Linked DNA regions of Homo sapiens: region 1 is linked to region 2. A link is a loop called in an ENCODE intact Hi-C map of the cell type or tissue named here. Cell type or tissue: ascending aorta. All regions are shown on one strand. Each heading gives the region's core, and the rest is flanking DNA. Links, peaks and the distances in the headings are about the cores only.

Region 1 (6,157 bases), core at 1-4,000, 680 kb before region 2:
GAGACATCCATTGTACTTTGGATATGCAGTAGACGTGCTTTATATGTACTGCCTATTTCCTCCCACAGAATACTAGAGCACGTACTCCAGGGTAGAGATTTAATAAAATTAATAGTTTTAATGGCTTCACAAAGGACATTCTTTAGTGACATTGGCTTTTTACTGTTATTGTGTGATGGTGAAGAATAAGACTATTACACTAGTGTGATTTGCTACCACTGCCTTGACTTAAGGTAACAGTAGTTTCACCCTCACTGCTTTTGAACCATTGGTGCAAATGTTAACATAGTCAAAAAGGCAAGTAACATATCAGTATAATTATGAAAGTAATTTTGGGCCTCCGAAAACTCCCATGGGTTCATCGACCACTTTAAGAACCTCTGATGTAGACTTTGAAAAGAAGGAAGTCCTCTAATTTCATAATTTCATTTCTCAATACCTGATATACTTTTTTAGATAGAAGACCATTTTTGAAAATCTTTATCATTTTTAATCATTCTGGTTTCATATAGTAAGAATAGCTAGCATTCTATTGAATATTTGTTATATGCCAGCTATAGGTACTATTATGACCTACATTTTACAGATGAGGAAATAAACGCACCACGTGAAGTGCTTAAAGCCACACGCCAGAGCCCAGCTTGTTTTTTTAACTTTTATGCTTCATGTGCAAGTGACTTTAGTTGTTTAGTCTTTGCTACATTGTTTATTCTTTTCTATCTCTATATCAGGAAAGAAATTATATTCCTGTTCTTTTTTTTTTTTTAAGAGACAGTGTCTCACTGTGTTGCCCAAGCTGGAGTGCAGTGGCATGCTCCTCACTGCAGCCTTGAACTCCTGAGCTCTAGTGATCACCAGCCTCCTGAATAGCTGAATAGTTAGTGGTATTTTTTTGAGGAAGCCAAAAACAAAGTGCAGAGTGCTTTTTAAATAGAGATCTTTAGGTTGAAAAATTTTTTTTACATGTATTATATCCTTTAGTCTTTAAAACAATCCTGTGTAGAATACAGAATGGCTAATATTCCCATCTCGTAAATGATAGATCTGACACTAAAGTTTGTGACTTATTAAAGGTTGCAAAGGTACTCAGAGATAGAGCCTGGACTGGAACCTCTACATCTTGTAATTCAAATTAAGAATTCTTTTTGGTATACTGTGCTGCTTGGTATTTTTAAATACCAAGGTCATGGCTGTTGAATACTTTTTTGTTAGAGCCCCTTTGTTACTGTTGCTGTAATGAATTTAGCTGAAACAAAAACCTTGTCTTTAATACTGTTTCTACTTAGAATATTTCTAGTTAGAATATAGTATTTCTTGGGAAGTGAAATCTTGTTCAGATTTTAAAATATTACCCTGTTTAACTGAAAATAGATTGTAAAGCACACATAATTATTTTACAGTTACTAATTACATGCTAATTTCCCTGTAAGTCCAAAACCCATATTTTTCCTGACATAAGTTGTGTTACTTTATGTTGTGGTCTGTTATGCAGAATTAAGCCAGTAAGATCATTTTCAGATGTTTGTCACCCCTAGAACATTTTTCACATTTAAATATATTTATTGCTTGTGAGATTTGGATTTTCTTTTGTGTTTATATTTGTATGTCAAGAAACAAAGGCCTTTGATATAATAATGTGTAAGCCTGTTAGCAATTATAACCATTAAAAACACTAACATCTATCAGTGCTGATGGTAAACTTTGCTTTATAAAAAAGCACATCACAGGAACTGGCCTCTATTTTTCAAGTGATTATAATTTACCATAATCTCCTTTGGTGTTGACGAAAGTGATCTGTAGCCATCTAGTGGGTGCAGACGTCAGTAGGATCTAGGTTTTAGACGCTTTATATAAAAAGAACAGCAAGAAAGTGTGGTGCATGGAGTTGATTTAGAGGATAGAATTAGCAATTCATATGTGTTTTACAGAGAAATTCATTATCATAATTTTTGATTTTTCTTTCCTTCTTTTAAGGCTTCTCATTTCTTTTGGGGATTGTGGGCTTTGATTCAAGCCAAATACTCCACTATTGAGTTTGATTTCCTTGGGTAAGTTAAATTTTATTATATGATTACATTGGTCTCTGCTTTTGTTTGGATTAACATTAAGAATTCACAGGGAATATTGTAGTTATTTGCAATCAATTATAAAAGTTGTATACACTTAGTAATTGGTCTGTGAAGAAATTGCTATAAGCTGTTAAGTGCTCGCAGGATTAGAAAAGTGTCCAGTAGGTGGTGCAATAAACTAAAAATATGTCCTTTGAAAATCTTAAACTTTAAGAAAACCAGCTTAGAGGACTGAGTGAAAATAAGGGAAGGACCAAGTTTTTCAGCTTTGACTAATTTTTTTGTTGTTCTCTTTTCTCACTAGGTATGCAATTGTTCGTTTTAACCAGTACTTTAAAATGAAGCCTGAGGTTACTGCATTAAAAGTGCCTGAGTAAAGAAGAGATTTAATTATTCTCCAGTAGCTGAGCAATGCTTGTGAATCTTTTCTTAAGAAATCCCAAAAAGCCAATATTAGTTAAAATTCTGTTGTTTAATTTGGTTATCTTGCTTTATAAATTATGCCTCTAAACAATCAAATCTATTTTTGAAATAGACTGAATGATGTCAAGAAATATACCTACTGCTATCCGTATGTGGTGGATTAGAAATGTGTTAAATCTGCAAAAGGTATAAAGATGTCAGTTTAATTTCTTTGATAATTTAACCTATGTTGTATGTGAATTATTTATTATAAACTTAGCACGATTCTGTGACTGTTTTTCTCTGTTTCACGTTCGTTGAGTGTAAGCAATGAAAATGTCCCAAATAAGTTTTTTAAGTTTTACTTTAATAAGATTAATTTCAGTAAACATTCTAGTTGTTCAGTGTAACCTTTTTATCTTGATGCATTGTAAGTAAAATGAATCATTTACTCTTGAAATGCCAGTCATTGACTGATGTAGATAATTTAGGATTTTCATATAAAAATAGCTGTTTAGGAAGGTGAAATACATTCACTGTCTCTGTTGGTGGTACATCTTGTTGAATTCAATATTAGAAAGTATTTCTTTTTGGGGTAATATAACTTAGAATTAAATCCCTGTTTCTCTATGTAGTCTGGCAGTATAAATATAAATATTTACCATATAATCTTGGAATAAGTATTAGTTAATGTTACCAAAATCTGTATTAAATAATGTTTTCAAATGCTAAATATGGTCGTTACTATTTTCAGTTTTAAAAATTTTATAGTATCAAATTGTTTCTAACCAAAAATTTCCTTTTACTTCTAGAGATGCTTTATGTTTTTGATTATTAAATAGTCACTAGTATTGCTAATTTTTGAAACAAATACACAAAATTTATCATATGTAGAAATAAGAAAATATTGTTTAGGTTAATTATTTTTTACCTATCCAGAGTCATTCCTTACATTTCAGTTTCATGTTTCATTCCTCACATTTTAGTTTCATGTTTTAGTTTGATTCTATGTTTTTAGACTGATAGCAAATGATTACTTGATACATGTAAGTTCAGCGTTATATGTTGAGGCAGTTATATAATTAAATAAGGAACACTTAGGGCATTGATCTTGTACACTTAAAATCTGACAAATGACAAAATGTGAATTAAGCATAAATAGTCATGGCAGGAGGGCTTTTGTTTATTTCTCTTGTTTTTGTTTAACTGTATTTTTAATTTTGTCTGGTGGTAAGAGGGAGGTAATTATTGTATGGAAAGAAGTTAGATCTTTCAGATAGATAAATAGGCTTCAGGTTTTGAAGTCTGCTCTGTGTAGTTGAGCAGTCATGGTTAACTTTACTTAGAAAATTAGTCTGACAAGCTTTGCACTTCGGTCACATAAGTGCCCATGTACAAAGTTGGCTTACTGGATCTGCATATTCAAAATATGCAACTACAAATTTATCCTCTGAGAAATCTTCTGAGGAGTCTAATGTATTCCAAATGACTTAATATTCTCAGACAAATGCTTTAAAATACTTGGATTATCTCAAGATTTTTGAAGCTAATAAAGTAAATAGAAACACAGGCCATTTTAAATGGTAAATTCTAGTTACATAAATATAATCTTAAAGTATGTTTGTATCTGTAACAGTGTTAGACCAGATTTGGTTTCTACCTCCCCAATGTTATAAATGTTCACTTTTGTTTTTATAAACCATATTACTGTAAGATCAATAGAACTTTGCCTAGTTAAGTGAATGGAACCAATTAAACAACTAGTAGCTTTTTATAATGTTAGTGTGAACTTGAAAAATTGTTTTTGGTGGAATTTTTGTCTGTGGTTAGAACATTTTCATAAAACAGATAAAGAATGTGTAATACTCTTAATTTTTTTTTTTTTTTTTTTTTTTTTTTTGCTTTCTGCCTTCTAAAGTGCAACAGTATATATCTTGTAGAACTGTGGGAGGAGAGAAGATAATTTTTCTACCTTACTCCATATTCTTACTTCAAACTATTTTGAATAGAGGTTCACTGAGCCATTGCTGATAGACTGTGCATAGCTACTAGCTGTCACACTATTGTAGGTTTTTTGGAGAGATTCATAGGGAAGTGAATGTAACCAGGAATAAAGGCTCTCACTTTAGCTCTGGGACTATGCAGTGGATCTTGGGAACAAAATAAGATATCTAATCTATTTTCCCCATTCTGGCTAGATTTTGGTTGTTGTGATGCTCCTACTTCCTGTATAGGTTTTTGGGATCATGGTGCAGGCTAGTAATAGGATTCAGAATTGCTTCCCTTTTATATCGACCATGTAAGGGATTCTAAAGGAGGGTAAATCTCAAAGTGCTCTGAAATCATCCCTCTAAAATCTGTCCTGTGGTGTGCTAAGATGTCTGTTGCCTTTTTATGTTAAGCTAAGGAACTTGAATGCCTTACCTAATAACTCAACTAGTAGTAAGCTCATTTTGTAAATATGAAAATGGCTGTAAGAAGTGGCATTCATGTATATTCAATGTTAGTCAATAGACCATAGTGGCCTGGATGCTTTAACAAGCCAAATTCCGCAATTTTTTTTCCTTTTTTCCCCTTCATACTTGTATGATCTCACCTGACCAGTGATTTCTTTTCCTCCTAACCCCATGCTACCACCATTTTCTGGAAATCAAAGAGATGTGGTAGTAAATCATACAGTACACACGATCATCTGAGATCAATATGAGCACAAAACTCATCAAGTAGGTCTGCCTGGAATGTATATAAAAAATGTAAATAAAAATTTGTAAATTAGTGTGAACTGTATCTTGCATATGAGACTGTGTATTGTTTTGCATTCTCTTCCCTTTTGTAGAAATTTTTCTGTAAGGAAATGATTCAGCTTGTTGGTTTTAGAGTAAAAATAGCCAACAGTTGTGGCTACACAGTGAGATCACAGGAACTGGAAATAGGGTTTGTCGGCTTTGGTTAATGTCAGTACTCATTTATTTAGCCTCTCAGTGCTTAATAAGACTTTTCTTTATTTTTTAGTTAGCCGTTAGGTTTTGTGAGGTTAGATTCCTGGAAGCAGTGAATTTATACACTGTTATATTAATAGAGCTCCGTTCTTTGAGTCATGATTCCAAGCTAAAGGAAATTAAAAATGTAATTTAATAATTTCCTATTTTTAGGGTTGTTAATTTTTTTCTACAAAAAAACCTTGAAATTTTAGATATCCCAATGTGAATCTAATTTCCATATATACAGAAATTAGACAAATAATAAGTCTTTAGTTCAACTTAAGCATATCTCAAATGACTTCTCTAAATTTAAAGTTGATCATGATAGGATCATAAAAGACAGAAAAGACTTAAGTAATCTTGTAATGACAATTATTTCCATTTTTGCTGAACTAAAAATATTTAACTTCATAAATATGTTACTACAGCTTCCAGATTTAAAGAAAAAAAGTTTCCCCCACTCTCAATTAAAAGTTAGAACCCTCCACTTTTAAAATTATACAAATATTTCTTTTTTACATTACACAGAAGCCTTCTGTACCATTTTACGAATTTCTGTCTTCATAATATAAGTGAAAATACTGTCATTTCAATTTTCTGCTTTAAATTGTTTTTAATAAGCATTCCAAAGTGATACAGACTTAAGCTTTTAATCAATCAGTCATTCAGTTGATAGACAAAGTTAGCGATGCTTTATGCTAGGAA
Region 2 (8,389 bases), core at 2,614-6,613:
ATGGCAACTCATGACCTAGGAATATATTTATATAACATCAACGTTTTCCATGGCAACAAGCCTCGTCAAGCTGTCAGATGCCATGAGACCGACTCCTGAACAGTTCCCAAACAAATATAATTCTAATATAGAAATGAATAAGATCCCTGCCGCTTTACCGTAATATCTAATGCTGAAACCCCAAACATATAGGACTGTATATTGAAAAAAATAAAACTAAAAAGAGAAAAATGATTTACCTCCAAGACGCATGCCACATAAACATTGCCTCCTTAGGAGATGACATGTTGTCATTATCTGAACTCCACTTACTTGAACAGTAGTTTATTTTCAGAAGATTTTGACTATTGTCTTGAAATTCTGGTGATTTTTCTCAAGCAACCATGTTTCTTGACCAGTTAAAATTCAGTAAAAGTTTTAGACACTCAGCGGTGAAAGTAACATTGGTGTCATTGATATTTCCCTTATGAAAATTGTAAAGACTTAAAATTAAGATAATAATGGCAAAACTTTGCATTTTCCATCTCAACTCTCCTATACTTACTCATGGGCCAGAAAGCCACAGAGTAAAACAGACGTTTGATATAGAATTGCAGTCTAGTTCATTGGCCAAAAAATAGATGGCCAAAAAAATAGAAATGGGTAGATAATATATAGGTGAAATGGATATGGATGGATGGATGGATGGATGGACAGATGGATGGATGGATAGATGGCTAGATCTGTCTCATGGCTAAATGACAGCAGTCATTAAATCCAGGATATACAGTACATTTTAGTCAATAAGTTAATTATTATGCAAATTGTGCAGTTGAGAAAACTGAGGTCAAATAAGCCCAGTTATTCATTCTGCATTAAGTTTTTATTAAAGAATAAGAAAATGATGTGGCACATATACACCATGGAATACTATGACGAGTTAATGGGTGCAGCACACCAACATGGCACACGTATACATATGTAAGAAACCTGCACATTGTGCACATGTACCCTAGAACTTAAAGTATAATAAAATATATATATATATATAAAGAATAAACAGTATGAGTTCCTTGCCCTAGATGACCTATGTTCTAGAGCTCAGAAGACATGGATTTTTGTCCTGATTCCTCCACTGTTTTGATTAACTAGTGCTATGTAACAAATTACCCTTAATCTTAAGGGCTTTAAAAAATTAAATTTCTTATGATTCTGTGGGTTGGCAACACTTAGCTGAGCCCAGTCTGGAGGGTGATAACCTACGTGCTGCATTTATCAGGGGGGTCACCTGGGGTTGGGACACTGGGTCAGCTGGATGCTGTCTCTCTCTGTGATGTGTCATAACAACTCCCTCTCTTTGTGGCATCTTCATTTGATCTCTTTTACAGCGTAGCCAGACTTCTAAATGGGGTTAAGGGATTCCAAGAGCACAAAAGCAGAAGTTTCCAGGTCATCTTAAAGCTTAGGCCTGGAAGTAGCACAGTGTCACTTTTGCCAAATACTATTCATTACTGTGAGTTGCAGATTCAAGGAGAAGAGACCACACTACTTTATCACAAATAGTGTAACCTAAATAATTGTTTCCTCAAGTGTCAAACTAAGACATTGGACTATGTTAAAGTCCACCTTTAATAGTTCAAAGTTCCCTGAGCTGTTCAATACATTATTTCATGAAAATGATCTCCAAAACCCATAAAGTCTTAAGCTTATTTTCAAATCCACATTGAACATCTTTGATGTCTGATGGAATTGGCAGGCATCTCAAATGAGCACATTTTTAACTGCGATCTTACTTTTATATCTGCTCTTACCCCCATAGTCCCTATTTCAATTGATGGCACCTCACACTCCTAGTCATCCTTGTCTGGAAACTGGAAATCATTCTTGACTCCTCTTCCCAAAAACATCCACTAATCAGTAAGTAATAACCATACAACGAAGAAGGTACTATGATTATCCCCACTTTTTAAATGAAGAAAATAAGACACAGAGAGGTTATAAACTGCCTAATGTCACAGAACTAAGCAGAGAAGCCTTGTTCTTAATTATGATGTTGTTCTAGGAACAGTGACCTCAACAGCTCCCAAAAGGATGAGAAGATTTGAATTTCAACTTCATTATTGTAAAGACATGAATTTTTTTGGAAAGTATAATAGACACACTTAGATTGTGTAAGAGATAATTCATAAAATTTTTCAGTTAATAGTGTAGCTCTAGGAGCATGACTTTAGGAAAAGAATCAACTGGCCATCTTAAAAATACTTTGTAGCCAATCATCACACACACAAACATTCACGCGTGTGCACACACACACACACACATATCCCAGCACTTTGGGAGGCCAAGGCGGGTGGATCATGAGGTCAAGAGATGGACCATCCTGGCCAACATGGTGAAACCCCATCTCCACTAAAAATACAAAAATTAGCTGGGCATGGTGGTGCGCACCTGTAGTCCCAGCTACTTGGGAGGCTGAGGCAGGAGAATTGCTTGAACCCAGGAGGCAAAGGTTGCAGTGAGCTGAGATCACGCCATTGCACTCTAGCCTGGTTACAGAGAGAGACTCTGTCAAAAAAAAAAAAGAAAAAAGAAAACCACATTTTGCTTTAGTTAACTTATTAATTATATGGAGGGGTATAATATAAATTCTGTTTCACAGATGAGGAAGACTAAGATGTTCACGTTAAATGACTCAGCCCAGGGGAGCTGGCACTAGAATCAAGTGTAGAAACTGCTAGCAATGAGTAGCTAATAATTAATTAGCTGAAGGAACTGGACATATGGCCTAGGTTAAAATTATTCAGAAGGCCATGATGCTGAGGTCAGACTCTCAGTAACACAATTAATCTGTTACTTTGTATCTATTTTAGTTAAAACCATTGCAGAAAACTGAAGAATGTTAAGCAAGGATCATGTGCTACAAACTTGAACTAAGAAATAGTTTTGAAACTATTTTTAATACAATGTTTGTGTTGGGGGTGTAAGATAAGGTTCCTGAGACACTTGAAGTATATATAAAGGCTTTTCTGGAAATAAGGGAAACTATTCTTGGAAATGTTTCTTCTCCTGAGAGTGAAATAAATCAACAAATTACTATTTAAAGCATGCGAATAATCCCCTTCCCCCAACTTTTTCAAATTGCTTGTTATGGCTTTGCATATTTTTTTCCACAATTTTTCACTGCCAAAAGAAAAATACCACATTGGCAAGGATAAGGAAATTTTCCTTGCAGCCACTGAATGGTTACAGTGTGGCTTGTCACACTCTCTCTCTTCTTGTCTTCTGGCTGCCGTTTGACAGTAGGACCCTCCCTTAGGACAAGGAAATAATTTCTTCCATCTTTGGTGTCTCCTGATGATATATATCAAAGACAATCAGGAAAGAACTTCACAAAGACTTAATAATCACTTATCTATATGGTTTCCCCAAATTCATGAGCTTTCGTTTCACTCAAAGATTGCTTAACTTCCTTAAACATTCCTCAGAGCTGCCCTCTGTTTGTGGTTCCCAATTTCATCCAGGCTTAATGTAAGCTACCATTTAGTTTATATTACCTTCTCCTCCATCCTAGCCTTCTGGCAGTCCATAAGTCTACTATATCTAAATTCATCCATTGCTTGCTATTAAACTCCACTAAATTTATATGTCAAAAATACACATTCATTACAACGAAAACAGAAGAATACAGAAATGTCCATTCCTCCTACTGCCCCAAATTAAGTGTGGAACATTTTTTTTTCTTGCCACATATTCATCTAAAGCCAAGTCATGAGGAGACAGCAGAAGAGGGTTATGAGGATGCTTCGATCTGAGGCTCAGCGTAAATTGTCCACTTCACAACCCTATCCCAAGTGACCCAGTCAGAGTGCTTTCTCATGACATTTCTGGCCTCATCCCAGGGAAACCATAAAATCTTCTGTATAATGCGTAGTTCAGTTGTGTTTTCATCTAATAGAGATAAATTATCTGAGTTTATATTTAGGAAAACAGAAACATTTTACTAATATATTTGGTCCAAACTCTAAAGCCAAAAAAGAGTGAATAAAGGGATCATCAAATTTTAGGGCTGAAAGTGACTTCAGAGAGTATTATAGTCCAAGTCCTAAAGATCCCTCAAAAATCCATCCTCTGTTGTCTTTCTCCACTGTTACTGCCTCCATGTCAGTGGTGTCATCTCCCATGTGGGCTACCGATTCCTCTCCCACTTTCCTGACATCAGGCATCACCCCCTCTCCCCGCCAACCACCCCCCCGCCTTCCACCACCACACACACGCTCGCTGGCAGAGTCCTTTTACTGAGACAGAGGCCTCACCTTATTCCCTGGCTTACAAATCTCCAATGATTTGCCATTCCCTGTTGGATGAAACCTAAACAAAACAGCGTAGGCTTTCCAAACTGTTCCAACATCCCTTACAAAGCTTATCTCTATCCCCTTCCTTCTACCCTATGTTCCGACAGGCCAGACATTTCACTGTTGCCCCAAAAGCATCATGGCTCTTCACAACTTCTCACCTTTGCACAGACTGTAATCTCTGTCTACCTGCCCTCTCCTACTCCTCCCAATAAACTCTTTATCTTTAAAGACCCAAATCAAAATCTGTCTTTTTATGGAGCCTTTACCATTACTCACAGGGCAAGTCGGTGTGTAGTGACTCTATGCTTCACTACCACTTTGTACATATATGTCCACAAGACCACCTGCCATGCTACATCAGGACTGAATTTACCTCCCCCTACTGGACATCCAGCATAGGGGTCGTATCTTTCTGTCTCGCATCTTTCTGTCTTGATTAGTGCTTGCGTAGCAGAGGCACTATACCATTCTCTCTCTCTCTTTTTTTAATATTTAAAATTTTAATATTTGAAAAAAAAAAAGGAGTCTCGCTCTGTTGCCCAGGCTGGATTTCAGTGACACAATCTCGGCTCACTGCAACCTCTGCCTCCCGGGTTTAAGCAATTCTCCTGGCTCAGCCTCCCGAGTAGCTGGGACTACAGGCACCTGCCACCATGCCCAGCTAATTTTTTGTATTTTTAGTAGAGACGGGGTTTTGGCGTCTTAGCCAGGATGGTCTCGATCTCCTGACCCTGTGATCTGCCCACCTCGGCCTCCAGAAGTGCTGAGATTACAGGCATGAGCCACCGCGCCCAGCCAGCACTATAGTTTTCATTCATTCATTCATCTTCTGAATAAACATGACTGATATACACAGTGTTAGTACTGAAGAACATATCAGACATGGCTTCTGCTGTCATATAGATTATAATTAAGTTGGGGAGACAGACACTAGACAAACACAAATGAATATACAATTACTGTCTGTGATATGTACTTTTATAGAAAAGAGCAGAGCACAAGAAAGAGAATAAGGAATGGATAGAATAGCTAATTTAGATGGGGGGTGTGGGTGGCAGGAAAGATATCTCTGAGAATGTGGCATATAAGCTGGAATCTGAAGGATGAGGAGAGGGTAGCCAAGAAAAGAGTGAGAAAAAGCCTGTGTGAAGGTCTCGAGGCAGGAATGAGCTTGTGAAAGGAATTGGAAATAGGTCCAAGCAGCTAAAACCGATTGAGCGAGGGGAGTAGATGGTGGAGAGGCTGGAGGGACAGGCAGGGCCAAATCACAAAGGGTGGGGAATGTATCAGAAGTGCCTTGGGAAGCCCTCCAGGTGTTCATAAATGTTGAATGTAAGTTCCATGAACAGAGGGCACATTACCTTTGGAGTAACAAAAGACTTCGTTCCTCAGAGATACTGGATGAGAGTTGAATTGAGCTAATGCTAGGATACAGGGCCTGAGCAGGGAAGAAGTTATCACTTATTCTTACAGAGTGAAATTATTGCAAGTACCCCGTGGCAAGCTGACTTTATTTGTCACCAAGACCTACAGTTCCAAGTATCTGAAAAATTATGAATCACCCCCTTATGACTGAGAAAAGCATGGAATATGTCCTCAAAGGAGCAATATTCTGATGAAGTACTAGGTCACAAGTGTTGTATAACTAGCACATAATAAGCAGCACAGTAGACAGAGATCTTCACTCTAATTCAAAAAGTCACTTCCAACTCAATCTGCCTAAGATGGAACATACCCTCCTCAGTCTCCCAACCTCCCATTGCTACTTATGTCCGTCAGGCCTCCTCCCAGCATTCCATGTCTCAGTGCATGTCAGTCCCATAAATTCCAGATATCAGCACTGATACTTTCCTGGCCCTCATCACCCATAAACAATTCATCACTAATTCCTGCTTATTTTACTTCCTAAAGATCTCTCAAATCTGTCAACATTCCTCCACCTCCACCACCATCACAGTTAAAGCTGTTATCACCTCTTGCTGAAACCACCTTTGTAAAATGATGACAGGATGAGAAATCTGACTCTATCTTGCTTCTGATCTCCAAGCTGTCCTTGGTCATTCCTGGGCATAGACCAAGTTAACTTTGGGGGGAATTTAGTTGATAGTTTAACGTGAAAGCAAGGGTGATAAGAGTTCCTCCTTAAAACTCACCCCATCTTTGCTCAGGGACCAAAAGCCACTTTTGTAAGACTAATCAAAGTTCTCAAGAATAGGATTATGGGAGGGGCCTGAGCTCTACAAAGATGTAGGTGTAGCTTCTATTATCATTTACTACTCAGGAGTCATGTGGCCAGAGGTCACAAGATTTGTGACTTCCCCAATCGCTTCTATAGATAACATTGCTATTGCAGAACCTAAGATGGGCTTTTTGAGATGTTTTTTGGACTGACCCCACCTGGACTCATGACTCATGGCTCAACTCATCCTGTGTCACCACCCAGAGGCTGACTTGGTGCATGGGGACAATTTTCTACATCCCTCCGATTTCATCTCTGACCAGTCAGTAGCACTCATTCCCTAGCCCCCACCAAATTGTCCATAAAAACCCTAACCTTTGACTGTCCAGGGAGAGTGATTTGAGTGATAACTCCAGTTCTTCTATGTGGGTCAGCTTCGTGTCAATAAAACTTTCTCTACTGCAATGCCAGGGTCTCAGTGAATTGACTTTGCCTGTGCAGTGGGCAGGAAGAACCCGTCAGATAAATACATTGCCTGGACTTCTGCAATAGCCTACTAATGGATCTCCACTCTCAACTCTTCAACCCTCATATGTTTATTCTTTATCCCGAAGTCAGAAGAAGCTCTAAAAATGCAAGCTGGTGGCCAGGCATGGTGGCTCATGCCTGTAATCCTAGCACTTTGGGAGGCAGAGGTGGGCGGATCATGAGGTCAGGAGATTGAGACCATCCTGGCTAACACAGTGAAACCCCGCCTCTACTAAAAATACAAAAAAAATTAGCCGGGCGTGGTGGCAGACGCCTGTAGTCCCAGCTACTTGGGAGGCCGGGGCAGGAGAATGGCGTGAACCCAGGAGGCGGAGCTCGCAGTGAGTTGAGATCATACCACTGCACTCCAGCCTGGGTGACAGAGCGAGACTCCATCTCAAAAAAAAAAAAAAAAAAAAAAAAATTCAAGTTGGTTCATCCTCACCCTTGCCAGTGCTTAAGACAAACTTGCAGAACAAAGTTTACTGTGTACTGTGACTTTGGATACACTAACTTGTCTAGGTTCTGTGTGTTCTTGCTTCTGTATACCTTTCTAGCTTCATCCTGTCTTAAGTTTCCCCCAGCCTCTGTGAGCCTGCCACATTGACTGTCATACAGTTTCATGAAGGCAGTGTATTCTATCTTTCCACCAAACCTTTATACAAAATGTTCCATCTGTTTGGAAAGATCTACCCACTCTTTGCCTTGCTAACACATATGATTTTCATAGGTCAGTTCAACCACTACTGAACTAAGTAAATCTTCCATTGCATCTTTAACTATTGCAAGTCCCCTGGGTCAATCTGAAATCATCAGAAGAATTAGAACCCAATTTAAAATAATTTACTGAAGCACAAAGCTGATATACACATCTGGGTAACACAGACTCCAAAGGAATGAGGTCAGTGCTCAGAAGCTGAAAAGTTAAGGTCTTGCTTATATAGGCAGAAAACAAAGAAATTTAACAGAATAACACATTTCCAAATAAGGCTAGTTCATGAATTACAGCAACTTCATTAGTTACAGCTTGTTTTCTCTTTTTTTTTTTTTTGTTACAATTTAACAGAGTATATTTAACACTCCATCTTAGACAATGTGATTAGTTGTGGGGTCTTTGTATAAGGGAAGTAAGAGGGAAGTTAATCTGCAAGGAAGATCAACAGTTAAGAGAGAAGAAGTCTTCTCTGGCATCGATTAGTCTTTCACAACATCTTAAAAAACAATGTAGGTAAAGAAAACACTAGTCTATAATCAGTGGAAATAAGGTTACAGTTCTCTAGGTTATAGCTGCCTGTCACATCACTCAAGTTTCTTAATTATATTTCTTTAAGGCTCAAAATAATTTAAA

The links. Peaks named below come from ENCODE experiments on the same cell type or tissue, not always from the same donor. Only the 100,000 strongest peaks of a DNase experiment are listed, where the experiment ranks them.
Region 1: a loop joins it to region 2, with 4 times the contacts of the local background. A loop is called at or near these places in 1 of 110 quality-filtered maps.

What each region holds. Positions count from the first base shown.
Region 1 is chr12:22,682,509-22,688,665 of GRCh38, forward strand. It overlaps ETNK1 (ethanolamine kinase 1), which reads left to right. Exons shown (of 8, transcript NM_018638.5): 7 at 1,975-2,048; 8 at 2,374-6,157. The coding sequence ends at 2,446. Among named protein-coding and RNA genes, the nearest start is that of LINC02955, 14 kb to the right of the region's middle. In ascending aorta, for the core only: a CTCF peak has its summit at 2,218 (motif pointing right); no DNase peak of the experiment used is centred there; H3K27ac peaks cover 423 bases.
Region 2 is chr12:23,357,467-23,365,855 of GRCh38, forward strand. No RefSeq gene overlaps it. Among named protein-coding and RNA genes, the nearest start is that of SOX5, 590 kb to the right of the region's middle. In ascending aorta, for the core only: a CTCF peak has its summit at 4,716 (motif pointing left); a DNase peak (open chromatin) is centred at 2,695; H3K4me3 peaks cover 436 bases; H3K27ac peaks cover 1,858 bases.